Linked DNA regions of Mus musculus: all the other regions are linked to region 1. A link is a loop called in an ENCODE intact Hi-C map of the cell type or tissue named here. Cell type or tissue: left cerebral cortex. All regions are shown on one strand. Each heading gives the region's core, and the rest is flanking DNA. Links, peaks and the distances in the headings are about the cores only. Region 1 has its middle 4.6 kb from the start of Gm23104. Region 2 holds the start of Mylip (myosin regulatory light chain interacting protein). Region 3 has its middle 41 kb from the start of Gm40932. Region 4 has its middle 30 kb from the start of Gmpr. Region 5 has its middle 53 kb from the start of Mylip. Region 6 has its middle 50 kb from the start of Gm40932.

The links. Hi-C counts contacts between places; a loop is a spot of excess contacts. Peaks named below come from ENCODE experiments on the same cell type or tissue, not always from the same donor. Only the 100,000 strongest peaks of a DNase experiment are listed, where the experiment ranks them.
Region 2: it touches region 1 in a loop (5-fold over the local background); 13 of 42 quality-filtered maps call a loop at or near these places.
Region 3: it touches region 1 in a loop (2.4-fold over the local background); 7 of 42 quality-filtered maps call a loop at or near these places.
Region 4: a loop joins it to region 1, with 10 times the contacts of the local background. A loop is called at or near these places in 41 of 42 quality-filtered maps.
Region 5: a loop joins it to region 1, with 7 times the contacts of the local background. A loop is called at or near these places in 18 of 42 quality-filtered maps.
Region 6: a loop joins it to region 1, with 3 times the contacts of the local background. A loop is called at or near these places in 9 of 42 quality-filtered maps.

Annotation. Positions count from the first base shown.
Region 1 is chr13:45,028,236-45,033,625 of GRCm38, reverse strand. No RefSeq gene overlaps it. Among named protein-coding and RNA genes, the nearest start is that of Gm23104, 4.6 kb to the right of the region's middle. In left cerebral cortex, for the core only: a CTCF peak has its summit at 2,617 (motif pointing left); DNase peaks (open chromatin) are centred at 1,780, 2,154 and 2,590; H3K4me3 peaks cover 385 bases; H3K27ac peaks cover 1,018 bases.
Region 2 is chr13:45,386,548-45,391,937 of GRCm38, reverse strand. It overlaps Mylip (myosin regulatory light chain interacting protein), which reads right to left and starts at 2,196. Exons shown (of 7, transcript NM_153789.3): 1 at 1,895-2,196; 2 at 559-749. The coding sequence starts at 1,981. In left cerebral cortex, for the core only: CTCF peaks have their summits at 1,529 and 2,407; DNase peaks (open chromatin) are centred at 883, 1,172, 1,413, 2,288 and 1 more place; H3K4me3 peaks cover 2,280 bases; H3K27ac peaks cover 1,796 bases.
Region 3 is chr13:45,144,963-45,150,352 of GRCm38, reverse strand. No RefSeq gene overlaps it. Among named protein-coding and RNA genes, the nearest start is that of Gm40932, 41 kb to the right of the region's middle. In left cerebral cortex, for the core only: no CTCF peak of the experiment used is centred there; a DNase peak (open chromatin) is centred at 2,661.
Region 4 is chr13:45,474,469-45,479,858 of GRCm38, reverse strand. No RefSeq gene overlaps it. Among named protein-coding and RNA genes, the nearest start is that of Gmpr, 30 kb to the left of the region's middle. In left cerebral cortex, for the core only: a CTCF peak has its summit at 2,387 (motif pointing right); DNase peaks (open chromatin) are centred at 926 and 2,395.
Region 5 is chr13:45,439,757-45,445,146 of GRCm38, reverse strand. No RefSeq gene overlaps it. Among named protein-coding and RNA genes, the nearest start is that of Mylip, 53 kb to the right of the region's middle. In left cerebral cortex, for the core only: a CTCF peak has its summit at 2,351 (motif pointing right); DNase peaks (open chromatin) are centred at 732 and 2,456.
Region 6 is chr13:45,154,203-45,159,592 of GRCm38, reverse strand. No RefSeq gene overlaps it. Among named protein-coding and RNA genes, the nearest start is that of Gm40932, 50 kb to the right of the region's middle. In left cerebral cortex, for the core only: a CTCF peak has its summit at 3,164 (motif pointing right); a DNase peak (open chromatin) is centred at 3,152.

The DNA.
Region 1 (5,390 bases), core at 853-4,852:
TTTCTCAGAAATCTCTCTCCAACATAAATTAACCATAGACCTGTAGGGTACCTCACGGTAGAATTTTAAGAGCAGCGTGGGTTCGCCCCAGGCTCGTAGTTTTAAGGTCGAATTGTGATGGGGTTCAGGACATAACAAAATACAGCATCTTAGCATTAAGAAAACAACAGAAATGGTTTGGTTGAGAAATGTCCCATATAGATTAGTGATCTGCAGGCTCAGCCCATAAATGACGGAGGTTTTTTAAGAGGTGGGAATTTAAGGGGCGGGAACTAGTTAGAAAAATAGTCAGGGTAGGGGGTTAGGTCTCTGGTAGTGTGTGTGTCTGTGTGTGTCTGTGTGTGTCTGTGTGTGTGTGTGTGTGTGTGTGTGTGTGTGTGTGAGAGAGAGAGACCTTCCTATGTTGATCAAGCTGGATTGGAACTTGCTGACATCTGCTTGCTTCTGCCTTCCAAGTACTGGACTAAAAGTATGACCGGCCACGCACAATCCACGCATACTCTTACTAGCTGCCTCTGTGATGTAAACAGCCGCCCTCTACTCCTGGTACATGATGTTCTGCTTAAGTCTTTGGTGCTGTGATGGAGACCAGTAAGTACGGACTGCACCCTATGAAACCATGAGCCAGAATACATCCTCCTCCTTTATTCCCAAAAGGTATTTGGCTAGCACGATGATAAAGTAACTAACAGAGCAGGAAACTCTTTCTCCCCCGACCCCCTTCCATCCTGAAACAGATCTCAAGTCCTTCATTTGATAGGCGTTCTTCCTACACTGGAGGTAAAGGAGCACCCTTCTCTCCAAAGCTCCAGGGCCACTGAGAAGTGTCTGAGTTCTCCCAGCCTATCAGCCTCAGATCACATCCTTTTGAGCAATCATACCTCTACATAAGTGCCTACAAGATTACAGTATCTCAGTGATGGGGCGTGGCCCAATGGATAAAGTAATTAGTGAGCAAGCCTGAGGGTCTGAGGTCAGATCTCTTGCACCTATATCTCACCCAGAGGCAGACAAGAGGAAATCGGGGGCTCGCTGGTCAGCTAATCTGGGCTAAACAGCAAGTTCCAGGTTGGTGAAGAGATCTTGTCTCAAAAAAGTAAAATGGAGCAGGATAGAAGAAGATACTCAGAGATGCCTTCACAGAGAGAGACAGAGACACAGAGAGACAGAAAGAGACAGAGACAGACACACACACAGAGACAGAGAGAGGCACACACACACACACACACACACACAGATAAAAACAACTTCTCTCATTCTTTGGGCCTTTGTTTCTGGTCTCCCAGGTCACACACACACACACACACACAAAATCAATTTGTTATACTGTTCTCTTGTTAATCTGTTGTAAGTCTCCAATCGAAATCTAGTGATGGGAGGAGAGAGAAATCTCTTCCTCCACAACTGTCTACTGGGGTCGGGAAAAGTATGCATGTCCTGTGCAATATTTTGGGTGTGACTAAAGGGTATTTGCTCTTTGCCGGGAATCTAAATGTAAGTGGGCATCCTGCCCCTCATCTGCCAGGCCTCTTCTGAGGAATGTGATAACACCGGTTGATACTAGCACACTAACTGTCAACAGCCCTGAAGGGAGATTAGCCATTTTGTGGCATTTTCTCCTCTGTCAGGGGTTCACTCCGTGACTTTGAACTTTAACAGCTGTGGCTTTCTTGTTTTTAAAAAAACGAGGACCATAAAGACTTCCTCAAAAGTGTTAAGTCCTTTAAGGGGACGTAGTGTATGCACTGAGGGAGGCTGAGAGCTGAGCGGGGAGCGGTGTCAGCAGACTGAGGACAGCTTGGGTTACAGGATGTCAAGCCAGCCTGGGCTGTAGAATAAGACTTTTTCTCAAAAACAGAAAAAGAAAAAAAAGAAAAAGAAAACAGAAAAAAAAAGTTAAATAGCCTCATTTATTATAGCAGAATAGCTTGCATATAGGCATGATAGGCCAAGAAATAACACAATTCACACATCAGTTCTAGATGCGGATGAACCTCAAGAAACCCTAAAAACCCAAGCAACCAGTCTTCCCCAGTATCTGCCTCTGAAATGCAGAGCCGAGAATCTTGCTTCCTAGGAGAAGGCGTTTAGCCCAAACGTGTCAGAGTTCTATTTTAGAACTCCAGAGTCGGTATCAGGTCTGTCAGATGGAGTTTCCATCTCTTGCTCTCCCTGAAGAAACTGACTCACAGCAGGAAACGTTCCCGTGGAGGTCCTGATGGGGGTCACTCAACCTTGTCCCTAGCCCGCGGCTGTTTATCCTTTTTAGTTCCGTGTTCAGAAAAGTACACTGTCACTAGAAAACTTTAACATACAATTTTTTTTCTTTGACTTTATATTCTTTGTAGCCATGATAAATTCAGATGACCGAATTGAATCCCAAAAATGTAAACCTCCCGGATGTCTGCAGCAGGCCAGTGTCTTGAGGAAGACAGCAGCGTGCCCTTTCCTCTCTCAACCTCTCAAATGATGAATTCTTTCCCCCAGCTTCATGTGAGGAACAGTAGCAACAGCCAGAAGCCAGCAGCTGGTGACGGCAGCGTCCTTGGCAGCTGATGTGAGCTGCAGCGCCCCCTGCAGGCCCTCAGAGACGCAACGCGGTGTCAAGATCGCATCCTGGCTACCAGCTCTCAGGCTGCTGAGGTCTGCCCTCTGCTGACGATAGAGACTAACTACACTTTTTAAAACAACTTGTCTTTCTCAGTGCAAGGGACCCCATTCAGATAAGGTGCCCTTTACGCGTGGGTGGGAGACCAAGTCTCTACTTTGGATTTCTGCAATCTAAATTCATGGACCCCTCGGTATCACAAAAACAAAAACAATACACACAAATGAACCTACGTTCAAGTCTTGTCTCTTATGATTTTTTTTGGTCCAATTTTGAGATTTATGAAATGATGAGAGCAAATGGGAATTTTCACAAGATTGGAATTGCATGGTGGAGAGAGAGAAATGGATCGTCAAAAACAGCCGTAAGGTTAAACAGGTGTGAATGCGGGATAAATAGGTGTTCGGCGTTGTTCTCAGTGCAGAAACACTGTGCACTGGCTGGGTTTTGTGTGCCAAATTGACACAAGCTGGAGTTATCACAGAGAAAGGAGCCTCCCTTGAGGAAATGCCTCCATGAAATCCAGCTGAAAGGCATTTTCTCAATTAGTGATCAAGGAGGGAGGGCCCAGCCCATTGTGGGTGGTGCCATCCCTGGGCTGGTAGTCCTGTGTTCTATAAGAAAGCAAGCTGAGCAAGCCAGGGGAAGCAAGCCAGTAAGCAGCACCCCTCCATGGCCTCTGCATCAGCTCCTGCCTCCAGGTTCCTGTCCTGTGTGAGTTCCTGTGCTGACTTCCTTTGGTGATGAACAGCCATGTGGAAGTATAAGCTGAATAAACCCTTTCCTCCCCAACTTGCTTCTTGGTCATAATGTTTTGTGCAGGAATACAAACCCTGACTAAGAAACACTGCTCTATATTAACAGTTCTGTGATCCCAAGTTGAGGGTAAAAATGATGTTCAAGCAACCAGATCATTTAAACTATCCTGAGCTGTCTCAGAGTTCCAGGAAAACTTTTCAAAATATATCTCATGATGATGAGGACACAGAGAAACTGAAATCTGATACTTTCCTAATGAGATTATGAAACATTGCAAGTGCTGTGGAAATCAGTTTGGCATTACTTCCAAACATTTGATATAGAACCACTATATGCTTGAGCATTCTACTCTTATGTACATCCACCCCCACCCTCCACAAAGAAATGAAAAACGGGTCCATATACAAAAGCCTGAACATGAATAGTAGACAAAACAGCCACAAGATAACAATCCAAAGGCATAAGAAACAAGGATGTTGGTGGCTGGAGAGATGGCTCAGTGGTTAAGAGGATGGACTGCTCTTCCAAAGGTCTTGAGTTCAATTCCTAGCAACCACATGGTGGCTTTATTTATTTGTTTTTATGTATATATGCACACTGTAGCTGTACAGATGGTTGTGAGCCACCATGTGGTAGCTGGGAATTGAACTTAGGACCTCTGGAAGAGCAGTCCGTGCTCTTAACGGCTGAGCCATCTCTCCAGCCCCCAATTTTACAGTTTTTTTTTAAATTAGGTATTTAGCTCATTTACATTTCCAATGCTATACCAAAATTACCCACCCACCCCTACTCCCCTACCCGCCCACTCCCCCTTTTTGGCCCTGGCGTTCCCCTGTTCTGGGGCATATAAAGTTTGCGTGTCCAATGGGCCTCTCTTTCCAGTGATGGCCGACTAGGCCATCTTTTGATACATATGCAGCTAGAGTCAAGAGCTCCGGGGTACTGGTTAGTTCATAATGTTGTTCCACCTATAGGGTTGCAGATCCCTTTAGCTCCTTGGGTACTTTCTCTAGCTCCTCCATTGGGAGCCCTATGATCCATCCATTAGCTGACTGTGAGCATCCACTTCTGTGTTTGCTAGGCCCCGGCATAGTCTCACAAGAGACAGCTACATCTGGCTCCTTTCGATAAAATCTTGCTAGTGTATGCAATGGTGTCAGCGTTTGGATGCTGATTATGGGGTGGATCCCTGGATATGGCAGTCTCTACATGGTCCATCCTTTCATCTCAGCTCCAAACTTTGTCTCTGTAACTCCTTCCAAGGGTGTTTTGTTCCCACTTCTAAGGAGGGGCATAGTGTCCACACTTCAGTCTTAATTTTTCTTGAGTTTCATGTGTTTAGGAAATTGTATCTTATATCTTGGGTATCCTAGGTTTTGGGCTAATATCCACTTATCAGTGAGTACATATTGTGTGAGTTCCTTTGTGAATGTGTAACCTCACTCAGGATGATGCCCTCCAGGTCCATCCATTTGGCTAGGAATTTCATAAATTCATTCTTTTTAATAGCTGAGTAGTACTCCATTGTGTAGATGTACCACATTTTCTGTATCCATTCCTCTGTTGAGGGGCATCTGGGTTCTTTCCAGTTTCTGGCTATTATAAATAAGGCTGCTATGAACATAGTGGAGCATGTGTCCTTCTTACCAGTTGGGGCATCTTCTGGATATATGCCCAGGAGAGGTATTGCTGGATCCTCCGGTAGTACTATGTCCAATTTTCTGAGGAACCGCCAGACGGATTTCCAGAGTGGTTGTACAAGCCTGCAATCCCACCAACAATGGAGGAGTGTTCCTCTTTCTCCACATCCTCGCCAGCATCTGCTGTCACCTGAATTTTTTATCTTAGCCATTCTGACTGGTGTGAGGTGGAATCTCAGGGTTGTTTTGATTTGCATTTCCCTGATGATTAAGGATGTTGAACATTTTTTCAGGTGCTTCTCTGCCATTCGGTATTCCTCAGGTGAGAATTCTTTGTTCAGTTCTGAGCCCCATTTTTAATGGGGTTATTTGCTTTTCTGAAG
Region 2 (5,390 bases), core at 574-4,573, 360 kb before region 1:
CAACAATCATTTTTAATAAATCTGTAGGCTGAAATTTACTTTACAGTGGCCCCTCAAAGAGTTCTTTTATTAAGATTTTGTGAAACTTAAAAAAGTTTTAAAATCTGTAGGAGGCCAGACAGAGCCGCTCCTGCTACACACTGTAATCTGACACTTAGGCTGAGGACTGACCAAGTTTAAGTAACCCAAGAGGAACTGTTTCCTGCTTTCCGCTAGAACGGTCTACAGTGACCTGTAGTAACACTGCTGAGGCGGGGTTACTAGCGGGCGTTAGATGAAGCTGTCAGGAAGTTGGTTTTCTTTTTGTTTGTAAGAAGTCAACCCTGCCTCTCCCACTAATATTATACAGAACAGGAAAAACAAAAACAAAACAAAACAAAAAACCAAGTGTTGAAAAACCCACCCAGGCCAACTGTGCTTTGGAAAACTTGAATTTTTCCTGAACTTCCTTTGCACCAAGTCAATTTTGCCAGGGAACATCTCCGGGAGGGCACGATAGCTACCACTAAATGGAATCTGAGGTGTACTTGACATTGGTTTGTTTCGGCCTCGCTTTACCTTGTCTGCTCCTGTAAGATGAGATGAGGCTCCACAAAGAACTTGACCCTCAGTTTAAGGCGGTAAGGTGCCAGCCCATCCATCTGCTGGGAGATCCGGTTTCTCAGATTCAGCCATAAGCTCTCACCTTTGCTCCCCGTGAACTGCAGCCCAAAATAATCAACCTCGATGATCCCTAGACGCCTGCACACCTAAAAACAAAACCAAAGGTATGGGGTGTGAGCAGTGCAAACCTAAGGGCTCCATCCGAGGAGAGGACTGGCCCCTGCTTTCCCAAAGTTCTACCTTCTTGCAATGCCAGTTGGTAGACCGACCGGAAAAACAAGGTTTTAAGGAAACAGCAAAGCCAAAACGCAGCCCTCCAGTGGAGGCTTGGCCTTGCTTGACTATTTCTAGGGTCTGACCAATGGCACAGGGAAAGGGGTCCCCCCAAAACAGACTTCCCAAAAGGCTGAGGTAGAAGAACACACAGGGTGTTTTATTTCTTATTCCAATCGCTGGAATTCCCCCCGCCACCCCCCCCCTCCGCCCCGCAGCACCATCTGCACAGCTGATTTGGCAGCGTATTATCTGGACAGTTTTAACCATCTGGATTCCAAAAACACAAACGCATTGAGGAAGCATGCTACAAGTGTCAGCTAAGCTTTACAAGCGCCTTTCCAAACAGCTCAGGTCCACAGGTCTCGTAGACACAGTATTTCAAGGGGTCAAATGGGCCTGCCAATATCCATTAGGCACACCCCGTTAGGAGCCTTAGTCACCCTTAAGAAAACACACGTGTAAAGACCCCTCAAGAAGGAGGCTGCCTGCAGAACCGTCCCCCGCAAATTACTCAATATACTCTGGATCCCTAGCAAGCCTAGAGTGTCAGGTGAACAGTCCTTCTGAGAAGCGGCTTGAGATTCGGGCCCACCTGATCAGCTAGGGAGCCCCGGGGCCAGCGACCGCTTGCAACCATCTCATCCCGGGACGCGGGTGGCGCTGCCGGGCTTTGCAAGGACTCCACGGGAGGCATCACACACACACACACCTGCGGCAGGTGTGCCGGGCCACCTTCTTTAGAGAAAAGTGCCAGGCTAACGGACAGGGTGGAGGTTCCCAGCAGTGTTCTGGTCTCCGGGCCCCGGATCCCCCACCGTAAGCGTCCTCTATGCTCCCCCCGCCCCCCCCCCACCGCACTCTCCACTCGCGGGGAGGAGGAGGAGGCTGGAGCCTGGCGTCCCGGGAGCACTCCACGGGCCGCTGCTGCAACGTCGCCCGGCTCCCGGGGAGCATCCCCGAGCCCCGAGGCTTCCCGGGGACAAGAAGGGATCCCCTTTCCGATCGCCGCCCTCACCTGGTTGAGACAGTCCTCGCCGTTGGCTTTTGCCTCCACCTCTACCTCCATCAGCACCGCGTCCGGCCTCGTCACATAGCACAGCATGGCTGGGGCCGCCGCCACCGCCGCTTCTTCTCGGGTGTGCGCCGGAGCTGTCGCCTCACCGCAATTGCTCCAAGTCGACTCCGGGCTCCGTGAGGAAGGTGCAGCCGTGCGGCCACCCGCCCTGCACCCCACGCAGCCGCCACTCGCGTCCCCGCCACCCCCACGACAGCCAGTTCCCGGGAGCTACACGGCCGCGCCGCTCCGACAGCCCTACTGCCTGCGCCGCTACAGGCACGCGTCTTTTATAGAGGCCCCGCCCCTCCGGCACCGGACTCCGCCAATCACAGCGTGCTTGCCCCTCCTCCCCAGCTCCGGCAACCAATTCCCAGTCTCGGTGGGCTGAAGCCCCGCCTCCCGGCACCGCCTGTGGAGCTGCGGGAGGTGGGAGCCCATCCTCTCCCCAATCCCCAGCACGGTCGCGGCCTCTGCCACTGGGCGACGCTCCTCCCAGCCCGCTGTCGCCCGCAGCTCCAGGGGACGCCTTTCTGTCCGGGTTTGAGAGAACTGTGATCAAAGGCTCCTGTGATGCTACGTTGCTACTACGGTTCTCAGGACTCCTGCGTGGGGTTACTCTAATAACCAGGTGGTTTGTGAAAGCCAAAAGAGAAGCAAGCAAGACAGAGAGCCTAAAGAAGAGGCTTTTCCGCTGGCATTTGCCACCGTGGGTTGTCAAAAGAAGAATCTAAGTAGAAAAGTTTTTGCAGCTGACCCAATATAAGCCGGTAATTTGATCCAAGCACCATTCTTATATTAACTCGTGCCAAGGGTTTCTATGTGTGGGTTCTGCTACATTGAAACACCTTACCAAGTTATGTCACCCAGCCTATCTCTCATCCAATTCGTTCACTATACACCTGGTACACTCCCTGCCCTTTCTTTCAGACACCCAGATGTTACCCCATCTTAAAGATAACAGGCTCATCTCAGGACCTAGCAGGATGGGAATCTCAATACAAGAGATTAGTGGTTAAAGGTGTACAACCTTCATATTTTTACCACCTGTTTCTCTTGGCCTATACTGTCTTTTTTGGTTTCTAAGATAAGCCGGGAGATATGGGTTTCAGCCTTGGATCTTTGGAAAACTCCATCTCTCTGAAGCTCAGTGTCCTCGCAGAATGGAGACTAGCTATTTTTGGACACCCCCTCCTGCAAGCCGCCCCCCCTCGCCCCAGCACCGCTGGGAAGCAATCTAGCCATCCCTGCCTGCCAATGACCCTATCTCTGTGCCGTTTGTTTGCTGTGCGTTTAAGACGAAGTCTTGCTGTATAGCTCAACCTGGTGGTGCACCTCGTACTTGGGCTCAGTGATATTTATTTCTGACGATGGGGAAAACATCGGAGAAGGACTGGGATCTTAGCAGAGCCCTCGCGGAGAGAACTGTTCAGTCTTTTGGCTTTGTGTTTCAGGAACACATGGTACAGTTCTCGAACTGCTCCAAGTCCAGTGTAAGCTTGCATTCATCCACCGGTCTACTGCTCATTCCTTTCCTTCCCGGAAGCAGGTCTGGCACGTGTACCTGGGAGATAACATTTAGATTATCTAATCTGTGGCCCATCGCTGGAAATTTCACCATAAGGAGAGGAGGCAACATGGAAATTGGTTGTATTGCTTAATATTTTTGAAAGGCCAAAACTTAACCAGCTTAAACAAGGGGGAACTTAGGGGACAGATTTGGGGAAATTCCTAGATACTGGGAGTAGAAAGGAGCTGAAGAAGAACAAAAATAAACAAACAGAATAAACAAAGACAAGACAAGAAACAAAAACAGAAACATTTCTATTTAACTATCTTTAAAACTATCTTACTTTGGGGTTTGGCAAGGATTTTTTTTAAATGGCTTTCTTTCATAGAAATGATTCTATATTTATATTTTTAATATGAGCAGCTAAATAATTTGTAGAAGCGAAGGAAATGTCAGGTTTAAAATTTTTAATTAAGAAAAATTTAACAACCATCAGTTACTTACAAACCAGTTGCATGGCTAACAATGACATAGGCATCTCTTTAACCCACATCCATTGAATTCCTTCTGTGAGATCCTCAATAAAGAGCTAATCATTTTAAAACCAAGTATCTCCAGAAAAGAGCCAGCAAAGGGGCTCTGTGGATTAAGGTACCTGCCACCAAGCCTGATGACCTGAATTTGACCCCAAGACCCATGGAGCAACAACCACAGGTTGTCCTCTGACCGATACGTGTTACATATATGAACACTAAAGTGTAAAAATTAAACTAAGGCATCGCCAGTTACTACTGAAGAAAAGAGGTGGTTTTAACAAAAGAGATCAAGGGCTGGGATTGAAACTCAGTTGATAAAGTGATCACGTAGTATGGACTTAGCCCCGAGTACCATCAAGTGGCCCTGGTGGCAACAGTGTGCCACCACTGTGTAATGGCAACAATGTGCCACCACTGTGTGTAATGGCAACAGCGTGCCACCACTGTGTGTAATGGCAACAGCGTGCCACCACTGTCTGTAATGGCAACAGTGTGCCACCACTGTGTGTAATGGCAACAGTGTGCCACCACTGTGTGTAATGGCAGCAGTGTGCCACCACTGTGTGTAATGGCAGTGGTGAGACACCACTGTGTGTAATGGCAGCGGTGTGACACCAGGCCAGCAATCCCAGCAGCACTTGCAGGATAGAGGTAGAAGCATCAGAAACTTGAGGTCATTGTAGGTTAAGTAGGGAGTTTGAGGATATCTTTAGCTAAAGACTAGACCTCAAATTAATTAAATAAAAAATTAAATAAATAAAAATTAATTAGTGAATGAACTGAGTGATTGAAACTCTTAGCCAAATGTTGTGGCACACATGCACACATGCCTGGAATCCCAGCACTTGGGAGGCCTCTGAGGTAAGTAGATCATGAGTTTGAGGCCAGCCTGGGCTACACAGTGGGACTCTGTCTAAAAGTGTATAAAGAGCTTGCTGTGGAAGCTTGAGGACCCTAGCACCCACATAAAAAGCAGGGCTTGGTGGTGTGTGCTCTTAATCCCTGGGTCGGGAGGAGAAAAAAGGAAGAACCCAGGGGCTCATTGGCCAGATAGTCTAGCCAATCCGTGAGCTCAAGGTTTAGTAAAAGACTCTGCCTTTCAAAAAATAAAATTGAAAAACTTCACAAAGCAGAAGCGTGTTATTGGTGTCTAATGTCAACCCCTGGTCTCCACGGAGCATGTGAAAAAACAGACATAAAACACGCAGAGGCATAAACAAGCAAACAAAACCCTCCAAAAAAGTTAAAAGCAGAAGGCCAGGGAAAGAACTGATGTCTGGGGAGAAAAGGATCGATCCAGGTTTCTCCTGGTGCGCGTGGAGGAGGAGGCTGTGTGTGGAGGAGGAGGCTGTGCGTCCTGTCTCTTCCCTCCTGTCATTTCTTCCCCGGGATAAGACAGAGACTGGTTAAG
Region 3 (5,390 bases), core at 619-4,618, 120 kb before region 1:
CTTTGCCCCATCTGCTGTGGTTTGGATAGTGAATCTCCCAAAGGCTTATACTAACTGCTTGGTTCCCCAAGGTGTGAGAGGCTGTGGGAATCAAGCTGAGGCCTTGTGGGAGATCCTTAGGATATTGAAGCCAGGCTCTAAGGGGAATAGTAGGACCCTGTCTTAGTCAGGGTTTCTATTCCTGCGCAAAACATCATGACCAAGAAGCAAGTTGGGGAGGAAAGGGTTTATTCAGCTTACACTTCCATACTGCTGTTCATCACCAAGGAAGTCAGGACTGGAACTCAAGCAGGTCAGGAAGCAGGAGCTGATGCAGAGGCCATGGAGGGATGTTTCTTACTGGCTTGCTTCCCCCCCCCTCCCCACCCCCTGCGTTTGCTCAGCTTGCTTTCTTATAGAACCCAAGACTACCAGCCCAGGGATGGCACTACCCACAAGGGGCCCTCCCCCACTTGATCACTAATTGAGAAAATGCCCCACAGCCGGATCTCATGGAGGCACTTCCCCAACTGAAGCTCCTTTCTCTGTGATAACTCCAGCCTGTGTCAGACCCCCAACCCCTTCTTTTCTCTTTGCTTCTGACCATGAACGAGAAGTTTTGCTCTGCTCTGAACTCGTATCACAAGGTGATCTTTCCCCACAGGTCTGAAATAATGGGCCCACAAATCACAGAGCCTCCCAATCTGTGAGCCAAAACAAATGGTTCCTCTTTATAAATTAATCACTTCAGGCTTTCATTAATGGTAACAGAAATCTGGCACACACACCAGCCACGGCAGGAGGGTGTGAACTCCTAAGCTAGGTGCATCCATTAGCTCCCCAGCCCTCAATCTTGATTCTCACCTAAAATACCAGCACAGAAACAGCTTAGGTCCACCCATTGTCCTCAGCCTGTCGCTGCTGCATGACCTTGAAGCCACCCCTGGTTCCCAGCTGCCTCTGCCTCCAGTGCTTTCCCAGCAACTGGAGAATATTTAATATTCTCATTAAGGATGTGTGGAGACGGGTAAATGTTTCTTTTCAGACAAGAGGAGAATGGGTGAACGTAAGAAAATTAATTAATGAACAGAAAGTCTTCCTCAGCCTTCAGGTACAGAAGATTGATGGGCAATTGTGGGAGAGAAGACTCGAAGTTGGATGCAAGGAATATAATCAATGCCAGGCAATTTAAGCCACAAAACCAGTCTGGGGAACCCTTGAGAGCCCTGCAGGGACTATTGACTGTCGGTGTGCAGAGGGGAGAGAAAGGCACGAACGTCAAGGCCAGCGTGCACAAAGGAAGCTAGAAAGATGGGGATGGCAGGAGAAACTCTGAGGGGGAAAAATGCCAGAAAATGTGGCAAAAGCAGAGACAGTCACGAAGTTCAGTGTTCCAAGAATCTAAACCAGACAGTTAAAGGATGGAGGGAAACAGGTTTCTCACTGTGGCCATGGGAGAGGAAGGGGAGGTGCTGGAGGGATGGTCCAATGGTTAGACAAGCTTACGGTTTTGTCAGAGGACCTGAGTTCAGATCCAAGCACCCTCAGTAGGCAGGGCACAAACACCTGCAACTCCAGCTCCAAGGGATTTGACTCCTTTTATGACCTGTATACACACACACACACACACACACACACACACACACACGTGCATGCATGCAAATAAAAAAATTTAAAATAAATCTTAGAAAATAAAGTCTTAGAAAAGAGAAATATTTTAAAAGCCATCTTGAAATCTTTTTCCATATATTTATTTTAAAATAGTGTTTCAACTACATATGTGAAATGATGATTTAAAAAATCAATTATTCCATTGAGATTGATATGGCACTATTAGCATGTTGATGTATCTGTTTCTTTCTTCTTTTTTTTTTAATTGCCTAGGATGTTTTTAATATGCTGGTAGCTTATTATTCTGATTTTCCATTTATTAAATTTTTGTACTAATAGATTTCTGTTTTTTCAAAATCTTAATATAAATTAACACCTGTAGGATACCATTATCCTTAAACTAAAGAAAATATCCTTAATTTCCTTCATTTAACATGGTGCGTATGTGAGACTGGAGAGGCGGCTCAGCAGTTAAGAGCACTTGTTGCTCTTGCAGGGAACTCAGATGCCCCCAGCATCTGCACAGGGGCTCACGTCCACTTGTAGCTCCAATTCTGTGATATTTGATGCCCTTTTCTAGCCTCCATAGGAACTGCACATACATAGTGCGCATACATATACTTGGATAAACACTCCTACACATAAAATAAATCTTTTAAAAAATGGTTTGTAGCCGGGCATGGTGGTGCACGCCTTTAATCCCAGCACTCGGGAGGCAGAGGCAGGCGGATTTCTGAGTTCAATCTGAGAGTGGACACCAACGAGTTTGAGCGGCACTCAGATATGAGGTTGAGTGACTCGTTCAGAACTTCTTCCTATGATATGAGGATAACGATAACAATAATCGCGTCCTTAACACGGTCGTTGTGAGGACCGAACAGACAAACAAACAGTACAAACTTAACCAATGTACTTCCCAGCTCCTGTTGTTAATAGCAACAGTAACAACTGCAATTACACAGCACACAATGGTTCATGAAATCAGCCAGAAGAACCCACATCCCCTGAGTCTCAGTTTTGTTGCTTCTGATGCAGCACACAATCTTCCAAGATAAAGCTGAGTTTCTAGCTCTTAAAATAGAAATGAGAAGAAAATCTATACAAAGCTGTGCTGTGGCGAACATGCATAATTCTCCAATAATAGATGCACTGTCTTGATAATGGTATCCTATCCCATAAAGCTGCTTATGTTTGCCACTCTGCTATCTCACTAGGTCCTCAACTCTGTAGAGCAAGTAGGCTGTTGCTGTGGATTGCTTCTTCTGAATAAAACAGCCATTAGCATTTTTAGTAGAGCCATTATGACTACCCATAAGAGATGCTTGTCCCTAAAACCTTGCCTAGGATCTCAGCCACTCCTTGCTGCATCCCTCTCCCAGATGTGTACAGCTCAGCCCCAGGTGCATGGGGCCCTAGATGGTGCTAGCTTCTAGAGAGGGTGGAAGATTAACTAAATGTGGAGATTCCATCTACACAGCTATGGGGAAGCTGTGATCCATGCTTATGTAGTGACCCATCAGTGGTGCAGATGTTTTGGCCACTCGTGCTCCTGTAATAACCACTTCCCCAGCTGAGATGGATAGATATCATTCACATCTCCCCAGGAAAATGTTCATGCACCAGCAGCTAACAGTCTCCCATTCAGCCGGGCATGGTGGCGCATGCCTTTAATCCCAGCACTCGGTAGGCAGAGGCAGGCGGATTTCTGAGTTCGAGGCCAGCCTGGTCTACAAAGTGAGTTCCAGGACAGCCAGGGCTATACAGAGAAACCCTGTCTCAAAAAACAGTCTCCCATTCTTCCATAATATTTAATCTGCCTGACTTGGGCAGTATATTCCTCCCCATCTATAAAATGGTGATATTGACCCTGAAAAGGACAAAGGATCATCCTAGGGTCAGCCGATGGCCTTGGCTAATGTCTAGAGAAAGGATCAAAACAGAAAAATCTAAATCCCAGGCACAGTGCTCTCATGAGTTCAAAGTCGATTTTTTAACTGTGCATGGTCTCGGAATATGAAAGAATATACATAAAAATATTATCCCAAAACACAAAAGGGAATCCATTAAAAGTCTAGTGACATATTCAAAGTTAGGAGAAGCAAAACAAGAAAGAAGGGGGGAAGCAGGAGGTGAAGGGCATTGCAGGCTAGTCTCCCCAGAACAGACTTCAAAGTCCTTTACAAGAGAAGCCTGGGTTGTGGATGGCTATTGGCAGTCACAGTGAAACTGTCTCCACTGAATTCGGCTTTCCTGTTGTTTACTGTCACAGAATAATGACTGGTACAACAGAGAAGTATACTTAGCTTATGGCTTAGCTAAAGAAAATGCTGGGAACAGGAACGGAAACATATCGCTCACTCACTGGCTGTTAGTTGAAGGTCACTGTAACCTTTAAGACAGATGAGAATGCAAAACCTTAAGAGACAAAGACTAAGAACAAAGACGCTGTCAAAGCTCAAGAGCTGGACAGAATCTTGCCTTAGCCTCTCCTCAGAATCCATAATGCCCCAAAGCACAGGGGCATGCACACAGGGGCAGTTTCAAGATGGAAACAGAACAGCTAAGAGAAAGCTAACATCCTCAGATTGGAAACTAGGACATTTAAGGGAAAGCACAAAGCTGAGAAAACAAATTATACTTTCCAAAGTCATGCATGTTAAAGAGGGAAATACTTAGCTATCCCAGACAGGGGTCAGATTGGGAATTCCAAGTGACCAGAAATTACCAAACTACTGAAGTCAGATCTAGAAATCAGAGTCCAGACTGAGGTAGACTATGTGCCTAGAAGGTAAGGAGCTCTGGTTCAACCCCCAAAGTCATATAGAAAACAACAACAACAACAACCAAGCTGTAAGTCTTGGGGTCCCAGGGGTTGCAAATACTACTACCTGAAGAGTTTGTGTTCACAGTGAACACAGCAAGCAGGTTTTTCACTGGCAGGAAAGTTTAAATTAAGTATTAAGTAAATAAATTTAAGTCCATAATGTTAAAGAGATTGTCCTTGTTGGAAAGAAAGGAGAGAGAGAGAGAGAGAGAGAGAGAGAGAGAGAGAGGGAGGAAAAACTCACTTACTCTGACTCTTCCTCCACCCCCACCCCTCCTTTTAAAGCCCCATGGGACTCATCCTTGGGAGTCTCCCTACTTGTATGACTTTTCCTAGGCTACTTAGCCCCGCCTCTCAACACCACCATCAGATGACACTCACACCTAATAACACAATAGGGACTTAACCCCAACAGGAATCTCGGTGGTAAAGATCTGATTCAACCTGTAAAAGACTTCAAACAACACAAAGTTGTGAATGTGCGGTTCTGAAACGGTTGTACTGAGTTAAAATGTTAGAACCGGAGGCTGTGGGGTGGGGGGGAGAACCATTTTCCCAGCCTAGAAAGTGCCTATCCTGGACATCTGTTTGCAGTATTGCAACTTCTGCTTCTGTCAATCACAGCCCTGACTCTAGGCTCCCCGCCCCCCACACTTTTTTTCACACTTTTTTTGGATTGGATATTTTCTTTATTTACATTTCAAATGTTTTCCCCTTTCCAGGTCTTCCCTTCGGAAAACCCCTAACCCATCCCCCCTTCCCCTGCCTCTATGAGGGTGCTCCCCCACCTACCACTCCCATTCTCCTGCCCTGGCATTCCCCTACACTGGGGCATCAAACACCCTCAGTCCAAGGATCTCCTCCCACTGATGTCCAACAAGGCCGTCCTCTGCCACATATGTGGCCAGAGCATTGGGTTGCTCCATGTGTATTCTTTGGTTGATGGTCCAGTGTCCGGAGCTCCATCAATGGTTGG
Region 4 (5,390 bases), core at 648-4,647, 450 kb before region 1:
GGAGGACGTGTTGGGGAGTGAAACTGAGCTTTGACATTTAAGGCAATTTTCACATCCATTCTTAGACACCTTCCCAAAAGGATTTACTGAGATAGTAACATAATAACACACACAACACATACCCTTCCCCACAGGCATACACACACACACACACACATACACACACACACATATACATACATACTTGCACACGCATACACAAATAAACAAACTAAAGTTGGATCAGAGGTATCAGTGGTTCCCACTATTTGGGAATCTGTCTGAGGCAGGAGGATCACTTGAACTCAGGCTGAACAACATAGTAAGATCTTGTTTCCAAACAAAGCAAAAACTTGCTCGTAAAATTAAAATCCCATGTTAGTTCAAAATAGAACTTTCCAGACTAAGTTTTATAAAGATGATTTTAGGAATGAAAAAAATAAATGTATTAATAAATGAATAAAAATATTTTATTATTAAAGAAAACTAAGGCCCGGGTATGTTCAAGGACTTGTATAAAGCGCCTAGTTAGTGACAGAGGCCATGCCACAGTTCACTTTTCCATCTTTTTAGGTTAGTGTTCCTTTCAAAAGTAGTGCACAGTGGTACAGCCTCCTCCTATCAGATGAAAAGTCCCGATTGGTGGCTCAGAGACCAATCGTGAGTGAAGGTGCCTTGGAACATCCATCTGACTCACAGCCTGGCTCTGGGAACAAGAGAACAGAGCACAGGGCCTGGCCAACATGTATGGGCTGTCCAGGGGAGAAACCAAGGTGTATGAGTGTTAGGGACCATGGAAAAAGTCATTTCCAATAAGGAAGCCAAGCAGAAATGAAGGATCTAAGGTAATGAAGTTCTCGAGTTCAAGCAGGGTTAGCACTATTTCGTCACATAGCTACAAGAGATTGGTGGTGTCTGCCAGCTGTAACCCAGGAAGGAGCGATCTTTAACTATCTAATCCGAAGCCATCTGACTGTTACTCTGTGAATCACAGCAGTGAGATCATGTGTTCTTGTGGAATGTATTCACACCTTCTGGTCTAAGAACAGGGAGATTATTTGACACATTTAAATAAAATGTTTCCAACTTAAAAAAAAAAAAAGGCCCAGGTTGATTATAGCTTCTGCAGGCTTTTAGGATATTAGTGAACTTGTACAGTCTTGTTACTTTTCCTAGGCACTGTTCTATGGCTGTGAAGAGACACCATTGGTGTCTACCTTGGTAGGCAGCTCCTATAAAATAAGACATTTAATTGGAGGCTGACTTATAGTTTCAGAGGTTTACTCCATCCTCAGGACAGAGAGCATGGCGGCAGGCAGGCAGGCAGGCAGGCAGGCATGGTGCTGGAGAAGTTGAGAGCTACACCTGCTCCTTAGGCAGAGAGAGAAAGTGGGGAGGAAGGAGGGGAGGAGGAGGGAAGAGACAGAGAGAGAAAGACAAAGAGACACATGCCGACAGAGACAGACAGACAGACAGCAGACTAACTGACTCACTGGGCTTGGCACAGGCTTTGGAAACTTCAAAATCTACCCCTCAGTGACACACCTCCTCCAACAAGGCCATGCCTCCTAATCCTTCTCAAGTAGTGCCACTCCCTGATGACTAAGCATTCAAACAAGTGAGCCTACAGGGACCATGCTTATTCAAATTATCGTATTTCTTATACTATAAGAACTGAAACGCTCAATGAAATCTCAACATGAAGCCCTAAGTTTGATCCCCAGTACTGTAGTAAACCAACAAATAATCAGGACAACTGCAAAGTCAGTAGAAAGAAAAAGCAGGGACTAGAGATACACACACACACATACATACACACACACATACAAACACACACACACATACACATACACACATACACACACACACACACACACACACACACACACACACACACACGGGCATAAACACCACACACAGGCACACAGAGGAAAAATCTCGTATTTCTCAAGGAACTTACAAGGAAATACATCATTCCTGATGGCTGGTTTCTTGTCACCAAATTGAAGAAGTGACTTACCAGAGGGGCTTGCTCTTGGCCACTATGTAATAAAGCTATAAATCATTAAGCAATCAGGTTCTGTCAGTGATAACTGAGAAACTGCTGCTAGAACTCACATTTTTCTGGGCAGGCTGGCAAGAATCGGCAAGGATGCTATTTATCCTTAGCATGCAACAGAAACGACTCCATTTTACACAGCCTCTCAGTATTTCTCACCTTTCCCTCATCTTGGATGCTGGAAGCGTCTTTTAATTAACTTACACCTTCATATGTCATGTCTTGTGTCAACATCAGGAGTTCTGGAAGAAACTGAAAGTGAGAGTCAAGAAAATGCTAAGCCAATGTCTCATCTCAACAATTTAGGTCTTTTGTGCTGGAAAATGATGCTGGGAGTAATGTGCCATTGCTTCCAGTAGAGGGCGCTCAGACACTGGCTTTCAAATTTACAGTTCTTCAGCTAGCTTGAGTAGGAATTGTCTTTATCCATGGCTGTGTCCTTGTAGAACTCCGATTTTCTCATGGCTCTAGTGGAATGCTCTGCCCATACCAACACACACTACACCCTTTAAGGAAAACTAGCTGCTGGTGGCAATTGGGCTGACAACAGAGTTTAATTAATTAAGGGGAGATCGAAGGAGTTACTGACCAGAGGTGGGCAAGACACTAAAGGATCAGAAAGTGACTCAGAAGAGTTGGGAAACTCTGCTATGGTCCCATAACTTATGTAGAAAGCACTCAGAAACACTGCGTGAGTTGCCCAGACAGAAGAGATGAGCTTTGGCCAACAACAGAACAAACTTTACAGCTGGCACACGCCAGGGGACCTCAGACTCTACAGACAGCAAAGACACAGGGTTCAGAACACCCATGTCATTTACTATAGTATTATCTAACATAAGACATATGTACATATATGTCTATATGTATATCATGTATTGTCAACATGTATTGTGTATATGTATTCATGTATTGACTAGCATATATACCATGTAGTGTCTATATGTATATTACATATTGTCTAGCATGTATATCATGTGTTGTCTATATGTATATATTACACACACACACATATATATCATGTATTACCTATATATCACATATTGTCTATATGTGTATCATATATTGTTGTATGTATATCACATATTGTCTAGATGTACATCATGTATTGTCTAGCATGCATATCATGTGTTGCCTAAATTATGTCATGTTTTACCTATGCATATATCATGAATTATTTATATATATATCATATATTGTCTGAGTATATATAACATATTGTCTAGTATGTATATAATGTATTTATATGTATAGAAAGTATTGTCTAGTATGTATAACATGTATGACCCTGTCCCTAGAGAGACAGAAGAACCCGGGTGACTAGATATCTGATCATGATAGAGAGGAAGAGGACACTCTTATGTTCCACTGTTGTGACAACTTTTCCCACTGTTGTCCCTGCCCTGCCCTTGCTTGGGCTTCTGAATGCCCTGAGGCCAAGCCTGAGCCGGAGGCAGAAGTTTATTTCTGCACTGGGCACTGACCCTAAGGCCTCATGAGCATCGGGCCAGTGTTCCATCCTTGGTCTCTACTTCCAGCTGGAGTTCCCGCCTCGGTTTCCTTGACTAAAACTCTGGGCTGCTCTTCCCAGAGACCACAGTTGGGGTTACCATCTACCTTCCAAACTTGTCTCAGCTTGGCACAGAGCAGGGCCACTTCCCTGTGTCCTTCTCTAAGCCTAAGAGGTCTCTTCGCATAAAATCCAGCATTCTATGTTTGAAGTAAATCCAAGGATAGTTTGTCCAACTTTCTATTAAAGAATAGAATTAAATTGAACAGATAGATGGTCATCGACTTTTAGCATGAACAGACGTAGATGGTCAGACTTGCACCTTCTTTAAGACGCTCTGAACATCCACACGCATACATTTTCATTTCCCTGTATAAATGTCCAAGATCAGCGTTACTAGGCCACATAACAGTTGCATGCTTGCTTTTGTAAGCAGTGGCTGAGATTTTCCAGAGTACAGCCATCTCCGGAGCATGCCTGCACCATCTTCCATTTTCCTCTCAGTGCATCCTGACTGATCAGATGTCTCTGCATCCTTAGCATCTCTTGTTCCTACAGAGTCTCCAGTCAGACAGGCCTTGAACTCCTCATCTTTCTGTCTCTGTCTCCCATACACTGGAAGTACGGGTATTACACGTGGTTTTGTTAAGCCCGACCTACTTTGTTTTTGGATAAGCTCCATTTTGTGCGAGACCAAGAATTCCAGAAAATCACAGAGTCCTCCAGAGCGAGCATCCTACGGCAACCCACTGCCCTTAGCAACAGCCAGTCAGGTCACAAAAGCAGGGTCAAGGTACAAACAGATAACCTAAGACATCCTGCAGAGAATAGATAACCTGACCATCCTGTTTGGTTCCTACAGATTATGCCAGAAGTGCAGTTTTTAAAATATTAACTTGCTGACCTGTATGGAAAATTCCCAAGTTTGCTGCAACCACAATAAACAACCTGAACTCCTAGACTCGGGGCTCTCACTCTGACCCCCTGCGACAGTGAGAGTCTGAGAGATCTTGCTTGAGAACTTGTAATAAAGATCCCTGTGTGTGCATCAGAATTGGCTCCTCAGCTGTCTTTGGGTTCCTGCAACTTGAACATAACAGTTTATTCATTGCTGGGAATCAAACCCAGAGGTGAGGTGCCCAGTGCCCGCCAGGCAAACACTCACCGTGGTGAGCTATACTCCCAGGCCCAGTGCTGGCTTAGTTTTCTGGATGGATGGTCTGTGCTTTGAATTTGCATTTCTCTGATAGCTAATAATGTTGATCAAATCCTCATACTTTCATTTGCCATCTGTATATCTTCTTCCTCTGTGAAATATCTGTTCTAGTTTTTCATCCGTTTTCTAAGTTGTTTTGGGTTTGTTTTTTTTTTTTTTTAAAGCATGGAAGTTGTGATTTCTTGATCATTTTACATATTCATCCTTGGTCTGCTTTCCAATCTGCCAATATCTTCTCTTGGCTCTGTAGTTTATCCTTTTGTCCTGTTAGCAGGTGTGGTCGTTGGCGGGTGGGGGTCTCTGTTTCCGTGATAAACACCATGACCAAAAACAACTCTAGGAGGGAAGGATTTACTCCAGTGTAAACTCTCAGGCCACACTCCATCACTGAGGGAAGTCAGGGCAGGAACAATGCAGAGGCAGCAGCTGAAGCAGAGGAACACTGAAGGAGCCTGGCTCCTCTTGGCTGACCTAAGCCTGCTTTCTTAGACACACAGGGACCACCTGCCATGGTGGGCACCACCCATCACTCTCTACAAGAAAATGTCCCACATGCTTGCTTATCAACCAATCCCTTGGAGGCTTTTCTCTCCTGCTGTTCCCTCTTCCTAGGTAACTCTAGCTTG
Region 5 (5,390 bases), core at 485-4,484, 410 kb before region 1:
ATAGCTTTCAGAGGTTCCCTCTTTTCTTTTTCTCCTTTTGAAACAACAATGGTGTTGGGAACTGAACCCGGAGCCAGTGCCTGCTAGTTAAGCACTTTACCACAGGGCGATGCCCACTCTCCTCTAACCTGTGTCTTTCGAGGTTTATACTGACTTCTGTTATTCTCCTAATCCGCCCTTCCAACTGTCAAGTGCTCACTGACGCACGTGACTCCCATGCATCCTGTGGACGGGCGTGTGGCAACCTCTGACTTTCCTGGGACACCATCCTGTCCTGTTATCCCCGGTGTTACTGAAGCAGAGTTCACTATAAGCACACAATGTGAACTTCCCCTTCCCCTTTGATTAACATCAACACAACGCCTCAGACTTACTTGTCTGCTGCTTTCAGCTCTCATTCCTAAAACATACTAATTCTTTCCACTGGCAACTCTGGTTGTTTTCATCTAAGGCAGTGTGAATGGCTTCCCTGTAAGTGGAAGAAGGAGCCCCAGCTCCATCTGAGTACCCCGGGCCCTAGGGCAGTTAATTACAGGCAGAGCGTCTCGGTGAACGTCATTGTCCTTGAGTTTCAAAGGACTACACTGGACATAAGGCAATTTTCTTGCATTGGAAACATGAAATGCTCTCAGATCCTTGGAGCCGGTGCTGCCTCTAGTATCACTTTTAAAAGGAGAGACCTAACCACAGAAGACTATAGGCTATAGACACAACTGTGGGCGATGCTGGCATAAAGCGCTCGCTTTAGTTACAGAAAGGAAAGCTGCTTGCAGGCAGTTCCCTGAGGAATCAAATCACTCCATAGGGAAGACCAACACTGAGGATCTCCCTGTGAAGTTTGCTCACTAACCTCAGATGACACTGGATGCTACCCCAGCCGGTTGGTTATATCACACACAGCACCCACAAGGGCATTTGTTCCCTTCTCTGCTCCTGTCATAAACACTCATATTTGCTTGTGAAAGACAGCTTGCCATTTGGAGGCCAAACCATGGGTTGTCACTAATGAGCTGGCCCTCTGATCATCATTTGCCTAGAAGGTAAGGATTGGCAAGATACAGAAAATAGCTCTGTCCATGACCACAGGCATGTGAGGCAGAAAGAGGTCATCCCAAAACTCCCCACAGAAGGTCCATGGGGTGTGGGGGGGGACTCTTGGTACCCCTCACCCCCCACCCCCACCCCCCCACCCCACCCCCCGGCTAAGAACTAACCCTCTTCCCAAGCTCCGCAAGTCAAAGGTCATCAGAGTCTTGGGTCAGTCTGAGATGGCTTTGGACACACAGGAAGGGCACGGAAAACTAAGAGCTCTTCAGAAACAAAGTAGACAGAAGCCCGAATGAGACGCAAAATCTCAATCATAGATGACAGTTCTCCTAAAATAGCTCGTGGGAGAAAACTACAGTTTACCACTCCTTTTCCCCTCCTCCGCAGTGTCTCAGATGGGGAGGTTTTTAAGATGCATTTTCTAAATATTGGGGGAGGGGGGGGAATGGCCTCCCGTGGATATAAAATCATGAGGGAACATTAAATCTCCATGTTGTATCTCACTTCTGTCTTGTCTAAATGCATCAAAGAACAAGCTAAGAGTCTAGATTCTAGGACATAGAGAATGGTAAACGGTTTTATAGTTTGGATCTTAACTGCCTCACAAAGACCATGGGTGTCTTGAGGAGGCATCAGGGGGTGTTGGAACCTTTAGGAGGTGGGGCCCAGTGCCGGGAAGTTGGGTCCCTGGCACACCCTTAAAAGTGATAAATTAGAAGCCCAGATGTTTCCTGTGTCTCTGCACCCCTGGCTACTGGAGCTTGCAGCCCCTTGTTTTCACACACTCTGCTGTGGTTCACTGTCTGACCACAGGCCCAGGACCTGTGAAGTCAGCATTCACAACAAAAGGTCCCTCGTTTAAGCTGCTTTCTCCAGTTGTTCCCTCATGGCGGCAGAAAGCCCACCAACATGATCGGATTGCCATCCGTTCTACAGCCAGGAAATGCCCGACATACTCATTCCTGCTTGTTTCATGAGCCCCTCCTCCTTGGGAAGCCACATGGGGGCTTGACAGCCTCTCCCTGTGGAGCAGCCCTTGGCCCATAGAGCTTTAAGATGTAGCTGCTGAGTCAAGCTTAGCCATTGTAGCTCAGGAGGGATGATTTTGGGACAGGCCATCTTTCTGGCTCGTTGGCCCATTCCTTGATGGAATTTCCCACTTTTCTGAGGACTATCCACTCCTCTCAAGGATTTCCTATTATGCTAGTTAGTTTGTAATGGAAAAAAAAAAACCAAAAAACAAACAAACAAACCATAAAATGCCTGGTAGTTTATTTTTTTCTCATTTTTGTAGTTCAGCTCAATAACCTCGAGGTGGCAGTAGAGACTCCAACCAATTTTCTTGACTGGATCCAACCGCCTGTACATTGCTTCATAGGATCTTACAGCATTAGGTGACAGGTCAGTTGAGAAGGACTTAGCAGAAGGACTTAGCACAAGTGAGGCGACCTCAGTCAGGACTGTTTGGCTAGAATCTCTGGGAGGGCAGAGCAACCCTCTCCACTCCACCCTTCTGTGAGGTGTGTGTTTCCAGCTTTAACCTTCCCCCTCCCCCATTTTGCAGTCGGGAGTGGTTTGTGCAAACAAGGAACTCTTGTGAGCCAAGCATGAAGTTAGAAGCAAGGCTTGGGATAGGGGTTATTCTAGTTCAGATGTCACTCAAAGCCCTTGGGCAATGCATTTCAAGCCAAATACAAGCATCTTGACTTTTAATTGATTTACACTAAAATACATATCTAAGCTCCAGTTTTAAATGGAAAAGTGTTTGGTTAATAACTTCCATTAACCCAACATCGTTTTAATGACTAGAGGTAAGGAGCGAGATTGGATTTCCTAAACAACACAGCCAATACCCACAACAAAACAAATGTAAGTGGAAAAGCACGCTGGGAACGAACAGCTTGCTCCCGCAAATCAAGTTTTCCAAAAGCCAGGTGGTAGGAGGGCTTTCGTAACATGCGTGTTCCTATTCTTAAATTTTAATTTGAAGAAAAAATAGACAGAAGAAAAGTAGTAATGTTGCCCATTGCTGGGACAAATTCCTAGCAAAGAAAGGAAAAGGCGCCATGGTGAGTCACGACCCTTCACTGTGGGTCTGGCTGAAGTGTACCTGTTACAAGGACTTTTCTGGGGAATACACATCTCATTTCAGACAGGGCACAGAGGACGGATCACAGCAACGGTTCTTCCTACAACAAACCAAAGGGAAAAAAAATGTCACCCAGGTCCAATTTGGTGAATCAAATGAATTGATGGAACTTATGGGGGCACAGACTGGGAGCTACCTACAGGATCAGAGGTGACTCATAAACATCTGCATCCCTGAAAAGGGCCACCCCATCATGCCTAATGACTCCTAGAAGCTATATCATAGAGTCCAGGCCTTCGGTGAACCGCAATGCTATACATTTTCTGGTACCTTCCAACATAACTGTTCAGCTGAGGCAGAATTACATACAGCTGGGAGGTGACCGCAATGAGGCGTGATTGGCTAGAATCTCTGGGAAGGCGGACCAACCCTCCCCACCCCACCCCACCCCTCTGTGAGGAAAACACCAACAGGCTGGATCACCAATGGCTGTTAATGCTCAGAAGACAACATACTGCAGCAAAACTCTACAGTGCTGGCTACTGGGCCTCGCCTGTCACATTAGTATGTGTCTCAGCACTGTGACAAAACAATTGATAAAAACAACTTGAAGGAAGGCAGTGTTTACTGTTGGCTCGAAGCTTGAGGGTTGGCCACATCTCGGTGGTGACCTGAGAGGAGATCAGACATGTCATACCATGACCAGGTAGGGGAGAGAGATAAATACTGTGGTCCACACAACTTTCTCCCTTTAATTCAGCCAGGAATCCTAACCTGTGAATCTCGCCCACCCACCTTTAGGGAGGGATTTCCTTCTTCAGGGAACAGTTCTTTCCGGAGACATCTCTATAGACACACCCAGGAGCGTGTTTCCATGGTGATTCTAAACTCCCATAAAGTTGAGAAGATTATCACACCAGCCTTTCTTGTTTGCGGCTCAATAAGATCACAGCAACATATATTCGTTTTAAAAATAAAGCAAACAAAAACCCCAAGCCAGCAGTGTCTGAGTACTGTAAGCTGCAATTGCTGACGGAATGGCGCCTTGAGAAACTCATTGCCTGGATGTCTACTTGAAGCCCATTGTATACAAGGCACTTGGTTGAGCAGTGAGGGCCAGGCTGGTGCTTTCTGGCTGTAGATACAATGATTCGTCTTTATTTTACCACTTTCCCCCCCAAAAGGAGAGAAAATGATTTACACTTGGTATAACTTGGTATATAGGGCTCATAAAACCAATCTAGGGACAGCAAAACGGCAAGGTGGGTAAAGTTTCTAGCTGCCTGTATAATAGAAGAACCAACTCCCACAAGTTGTCCTATCCCTTCCACCCCCTCGTCTTTCCACTCCCCCCTTCTCTTACACACACATACTAAACAAATGAAACAAATACCTAACCTAAAACATTAATGTGACTGGATAAATTCCAACCATTTCAAGTAAAACCTCCACGATTCCCCTTTCCCAGAGCATTTACAACCCTGAAGCTGGCTATAACATTCATTGTCCCCATTTTTACAGGCCTGTTAATGTAGTTTCTGTTCCTGCTTAGTCCAATCCCAGTGGAGTGTGTGTTGTGTTTATTGGCATGGCTCCATGCTTTTTACTGTTTGTGGGCATGCTACTCTGAGAAACGGCTTGCTCTTCTCTGTGCCCGCACTCTTGCAGAGGACGCTGTCAGAGCAGCTGACTGAAATAAATGTAAGGGTCACACACTGATACCATGAGCTACTAAACAATGAAAAAAAGCTGTGTGTGTGTGTACACGCATGCATGTGTGTGTGTATGGTGTGGATGTTGTGTGTGGTGTGTGTATGGTGGGCATTTGATGTGTGTGTGTATATGTGTGTAGTGTATACTATGCTTGTGTGTAGTGTATGCGTGCATGTGTGTGTTGTATGTCTGTATGATGTGTGTGAGTGCATGTGATGTGCATGTGTGTATAATGTGTGTGCATGTGTAGTGTGTGGTGTGTGCATGTGTGTATGTGTGGTATGTACATGTATTGGGGTATGTATGTTTGTAACTATATAACCTAGGTCTCAGGCTGCCCTTGAAGTTGGTGATCCTCCTGCCCCAGGCTCCAAGGTGCTAGGTTTGCAGGTCCATACCATGGCTGCATTTTCTTGTGCATGGCTTCATTTGTCATCACATCACAGGCATCCTGCATGGCTAGGAACTAACTCTGGACTAAAGTACTGTGCTGACTTTTAAGGGCAAAGATTCATTTTAGTTTATGGTTGCACACATTTCC
Region 6 (5,390 bases), core at 676-4,675, 130 kb before region 1:
GCGGGAGTTTCAAAAGTATAGAGAATGTACCACTGTAATCAGAAGAACATTCTTCCAGAGTCATTTGAGGGTAGTCATTGACATAGAAAACTCAATGTGAGCCGCCCAAAGAGCTTCTCTCTGACCTTGGAATCAGAGGGACAAAGGGGCTGGTAGGCAGCTATAGTAGCACCTATAGAAGGTAGTACCTATAGACAGTAGCAGATATGGCGATGACTCGGTGGCTGAGGATGCCAGAGTTTCCCCTAGGGTAGAGAATGACTCTGGAGAAGGGGACTGGGTCATCACGGGAGGCCAGGTGCCCCCAAGAGAAGGTGACTCTCCAGGGAACAGGGACTAAAGAATGTTCATGGTCAACCAGCTAGAGAAGGCTTTGGCCACATTTGTGGAACTAGGAACAAGAGGTTCCAGGAGAGTCAGAGCAGAGAGGAAGCCCAAGCGCTGGGACCCCAGCAGCACAGTCCACATGCACTTAACCCTCGTGTGGCTGACTCCTCCCTTCTCCACCTGCAACCCCGGAGAGGCCTGGAGTTGTCTGATGAGCCTCCTCAGATTTCTAACCCAGAGCCACTGGCGGAGTCTTCGCATAGAACGGGACTTGTTTCCTGAATGTGACCAGTGGACTTTATCTCATTGCTGGAAATGTCTGGAGAAGACAGAAAAAAGTCCCAGGCTCCACCCCACATGCCTTCTGGAGAAAGACAGTTGAGAGAACGAATCTGTAGAGGCAGTAAAAGACAACAGATGATTTGAATGAAATGCCAATCTATAAACAGAAAAAGAACTTGAATCACTGTAAATGGACCAGAGTTCTTTGATGCTTCCTCTAATCTATTGACACATTTTACTTTTAACTATTGTGTTTGTGTGCTTTAAAAATTCTTCATACAAATTAACAATAATAAGTTTTAATGTGGTTGTATGTTTTTGAAAGTGTCTCACACTATAGCCCAGACTCATGGTAGCACAGGCTAGCTTGGAACTCACACAATCTCCCTAACTGGACCTTCCACATGCTAAGTTCAGAAGCCATCATGTGTCTTTAAATACCAAAGGAAGGAGATTGCATTATTCAAATGGTAATTCCCTAAGCATGTCCAAAGAAAGAGTAGCTTACACAGAAACTTGACTTAACCTGCTACCTCAGAAGTTATGCTTATAAAAGAAAGGGCATTATAATCTGCTTCTATAGCCTTCCAATTTATATTCCTATTTATATCAAACTAGCAACAATAAACATCCAGGGCTAAGTTCTCTAATGCCAAACGATAGTTTTTCAGCTTTTAATTTTTTAAAAGATAATGGTGCCTTTTAGAAATTCATGGAATTTTACACCAATTTTCCAGCGGCTGCTTCGTTTTATTTTATTCCCCTGGTTACCCTAGAAACCGTATTAGAATTAATCATTTTCAGAAAATATTTTTTATTGCTTACATAGCAAGATCCTCCCATTATTTTGGGAAACTAAACGAACTGGGTGTCTTTGAAAGCAAGACTTCCCGAAGCATAAAGGAAGAAACATCAGAAGAAAACATTTAGATCCCACTTCAGATAGAAAGCTAGCCGCTCCTGAGAACAGATTACTGGGCCCACACAGGTTTTTGGTGTTGTCCTTGCTTAGAGAGGGGTTTGTAGAGGAGGCTTGATGTTTGCTTTTGGAGCCAACATTTAGAGAGCTACCGAAGTCAGAGAGGGCTGCCCACTGAAAGAGGCTAAGGGGTCCTTGGGGCACCTAAGAGTGGCGGTACTTGAGAATTATGAAGGGATGCCTCTCATGAGATGTGAAGCTAAGCACAGGGACAGACATCCTCTAGGAAAGGAGAAGGAGGAAGCCCTCCCTCTCCCAAACCAAGAATCCCAACCTCCTCCTCACTCACAAGCATGAGGAGAGAAGTCATCCATTGGCCAAGTACCTCAGAACACCATAAAACTAGAGCATCTCCAGGATCCAAGTCAATAAGCACGGCGGGGCTTACCCCCACCCCACCCCCAGCTTCAACTTCAGTGCTATTTTGAGACATCTCTTTAGCTGTGAGGATTCCAATGTTGAATCAGCAAACTCTGCTTTACTTTAAACAGCTCTTACATTTCAGAAGGTCAAAATGTGGTCTTCAATATACCAAGACCCTACTTTGAGTTTAAAAAGAAATGCCAATCCCCAGATAAGAAGGGGGAATTAAAAAAAAAAAATCAGGCATGAAAACAAAGTAAATATTTCAGTCATTGACCCTGGAATACGTAGTAGTACCCTATTACTACTCCTGTGTTTGTTTCTAATTGTTCAAGTGACTTTAGAGAAGTCACCCACTGGCATGACTTAAGTTACTAAAGTCTCTTCTGCCCTTAAAAATACAGGGCAAAAGGGTGAGAGTGCTGATCAGGTGTGTGTCAGTGTGACTTCCTGTCACAGTGATCAAAACATCTGGCATAAGCAGTGTTAGCGAAGAGTTGTTTGCTGTCTCAGGGTTTCCATTCCATGGTGGTAGGTGGGGACATCAGGGGGCAGATTCTTCAAGCCATGGAAGGCATTAGACAGAGCAGCCTAGCTCATAACAGCAGGCAGGAGGCAGACAGAGGAAGGGGACAAGGACAAGCCCAAACACCTATTAAGTTCCACCTCCTCCAATTTCTCAAAAGTCTCAAAATAGCAATAGCCCATACATGAGCCTTTTGGAGAGGCACTTTATATACAAACAATAGCAAACCAGCTCTTAGATGTGCCAAAATTAAATATAAAAGGGGGTAGCAGTGTAGTGTGGTAATAGAATGTCCATCTAGCATGTCCAAGGCTCTGGGTTCAGTCCTCAGTACCCCTCGCCGGAAGTCATTGATGTACCACACCACCAAAACCTAAAAGGAAGGAAGTTTTAACACCTAACATGGTAGTGACAGTAGCTTCCCCCCATTGCCTACTGAGAGCAGTCATTTGGCTGTTTCACTTTCCAACAAGGAAAGCCCACCTTCTTCCTCCCTAAACCTCACAGCCTGGCCTGATGTTCCTCTAAGATAAGATGCTGTATGGTTTTCTTTCATTTATTCTTTCACACTTTTATAAACAAACAGAGCACATATTGATCAGTTCCAGCCCTTCATTTATCTTATTTCTCTCCCTTTCCCTACCACTAAACCTACTCTTCCCAGCAGGTGGCCCTCCTACTCCTGTGTCTCTGAGGGAGGAGTTTAATTAGTCTTGTTTGCATGCGCCTGGGTGGGGAGCCATCTATTGGAACAAGGGCAACTTACAGGCGCTACACCACTGTGGAGTGGGCTTCTCTTCTCCCCTAGAAGCTTTTCCTTTCCTTTTCTTTTCTTTTTTTTTTTTTTTTTGTTTTGTTTTTTTTTTTTTTGTTTTAATTAGAGTGCCCCGCTTCTATAGGGGAGAAATTTGTCAAAAACATCAACAAGAGCTCCAGGGGCCTGCTGCAAGAACTACTCCAGGATTTCAGACTTCTGAGCTTGAAGAATAGGAAATGTAACTTGGAAACAAGGTAAGAAAGGACATACTTGGACAGATACCTTTAGGGTTTAAAAAAAAAAAAAAGCTACCAAGAAATTGCTGCCGCCTTGGTTTGTAGTCAAATTACCAAACTGTTGAAAGAATGAAAGGGAATGTATTCCTGGAAAAATACCATGGTTACTGTTGGCATTTAGTCTAGGCTCCACCCCACAGTTACCTGGCAATAGCCAGGTGTGACTGACTCACTACAAAAGGGGATGCTTGCCCCCTTCTCTTTCTCTTGCTCTCCTGCCCTTGCTCCTTACCCCCTTTCCCCTCTCTCCCCATTCCCACGTGCTCATGGCCCACCTCTATTCCTCTCTTCCTCCTCCTCATCTTCCTCCTCCTCATCTTCCTCCTCCTCATCTTCCTCCTCCTCATCTTCCTCCTCCTCCTCCTCCTCCTCCTCCTCCTCCTCCTCCTCCTCCTCCTCCTTCTTCTTCTTCTTCTTCTTCTTCTTCTTCTTCTTCTTCTTCTTCTTCTTCTTCTTCCTTCTCTCTCTCTCTCTCTCTCTCTCTCTCTCTCTCTCTCTCTCTCTCTCTCAACTCCCCTTTCATGTCCTGAATAAACTCTATTCTATACTATACTGTCTGTGACTGGTACCTGCAGAGGCATCCTCCTCCCCCACACCTTACCATGCCTACACCAAACATATTCCTGGCCTCTCTTATCTTTTTATAAAACACAACAGTTACAAGAAACCAACCAAGTCATATTGTGAATGAACAGGAGGCTAAACCATCATTCTAAGTCATCCAGGCCAAGGGGGTGGATGGGGGTAAGCATATATCCAATCAAAAAGAGGAAAGAGAATTGATACGGTAGAAAAAGACTGAAGGAAATGGAGTCAGCTAGATCGGAAAGGTCAAGTTGGTCGCCAACAGAATGATTTAGTCAACTATACCTATATAGTAAAGCCCTCGTATAAATCCAAACAGACTGAGTTCCAGGGCTTCCAGTTGACAAATAAGAACATATATGTGCAAGAGAATCCTGACTAATATGTTCTAGTGCCTTCAGACACAAGCACATCTTTACATCTTTGCATGAGAATGCACTACCACCAAGAAAGTATTATCTCTGTGGCCTGCACACTTAGAAAACCCAAAGCTTTTGTGGGCATCTAAATAGAAAGACAGGAGTGGGACTCAAGAGAATCTATACACACAATCTTTGTTTTTCAAGAGTAAGTCTGATGGGTAATGAGGGGTAATTCATGGGTGGAAAAGGGAATTCAGGATGCAGAGGCTATAGCTTAATACAGTTCTCTCTCAACCAAGGTATGACTCCTTACACACATTCCAAGAGCAATCCTGGGAGACCAAAGCTAAATTCTTATTTCCTGAAGGCAACTTAGAAGCCAGGCCTAGTGGTACAGACCAATAGTCCCAGCACTCAAGAGGCACAGGCAGGAAGATTGCAAGTTCAGAGCTTTGAACTGTAGAGCAAGTCACAGTGCTGGACAATGTGGTGAGACCCTGTCTCACTAAGAAGAGTAAAGAGGTGGCTCACGCCTACAAACCCAGCCCTTGGGAGGTGGAGGCAGGAGGAAGCGGGTATTCAAAGTCATCCTTGCTCACACAGCAAGCTTGAAGCCAGCCTGGGCTGCATGAGATCTGGAAACAAAACAAAACAACAGTAAAGAGAGGGTTGGGGATACAACTCAGGAGTAGTACACTTGCTTACCATGACAAGGTCTGAGTTCAATCGCCAGTACTGAAAGAGAGAGGAGGGAGGGGGAAGAGGAAGCGGAGGTGGAGGAGAAGGAGGCAGAGGAGGTGGAGGAGGAGGAGGGAGAGAAGGAGGAAGAGGAGGAGGAGAAGGAGGAAGAGGAAGAAGAGGTGGAGGAGGAGGAGGCAGAGGAAGAGGAAGAGGAGGTAGAGGAGGAGGGAAG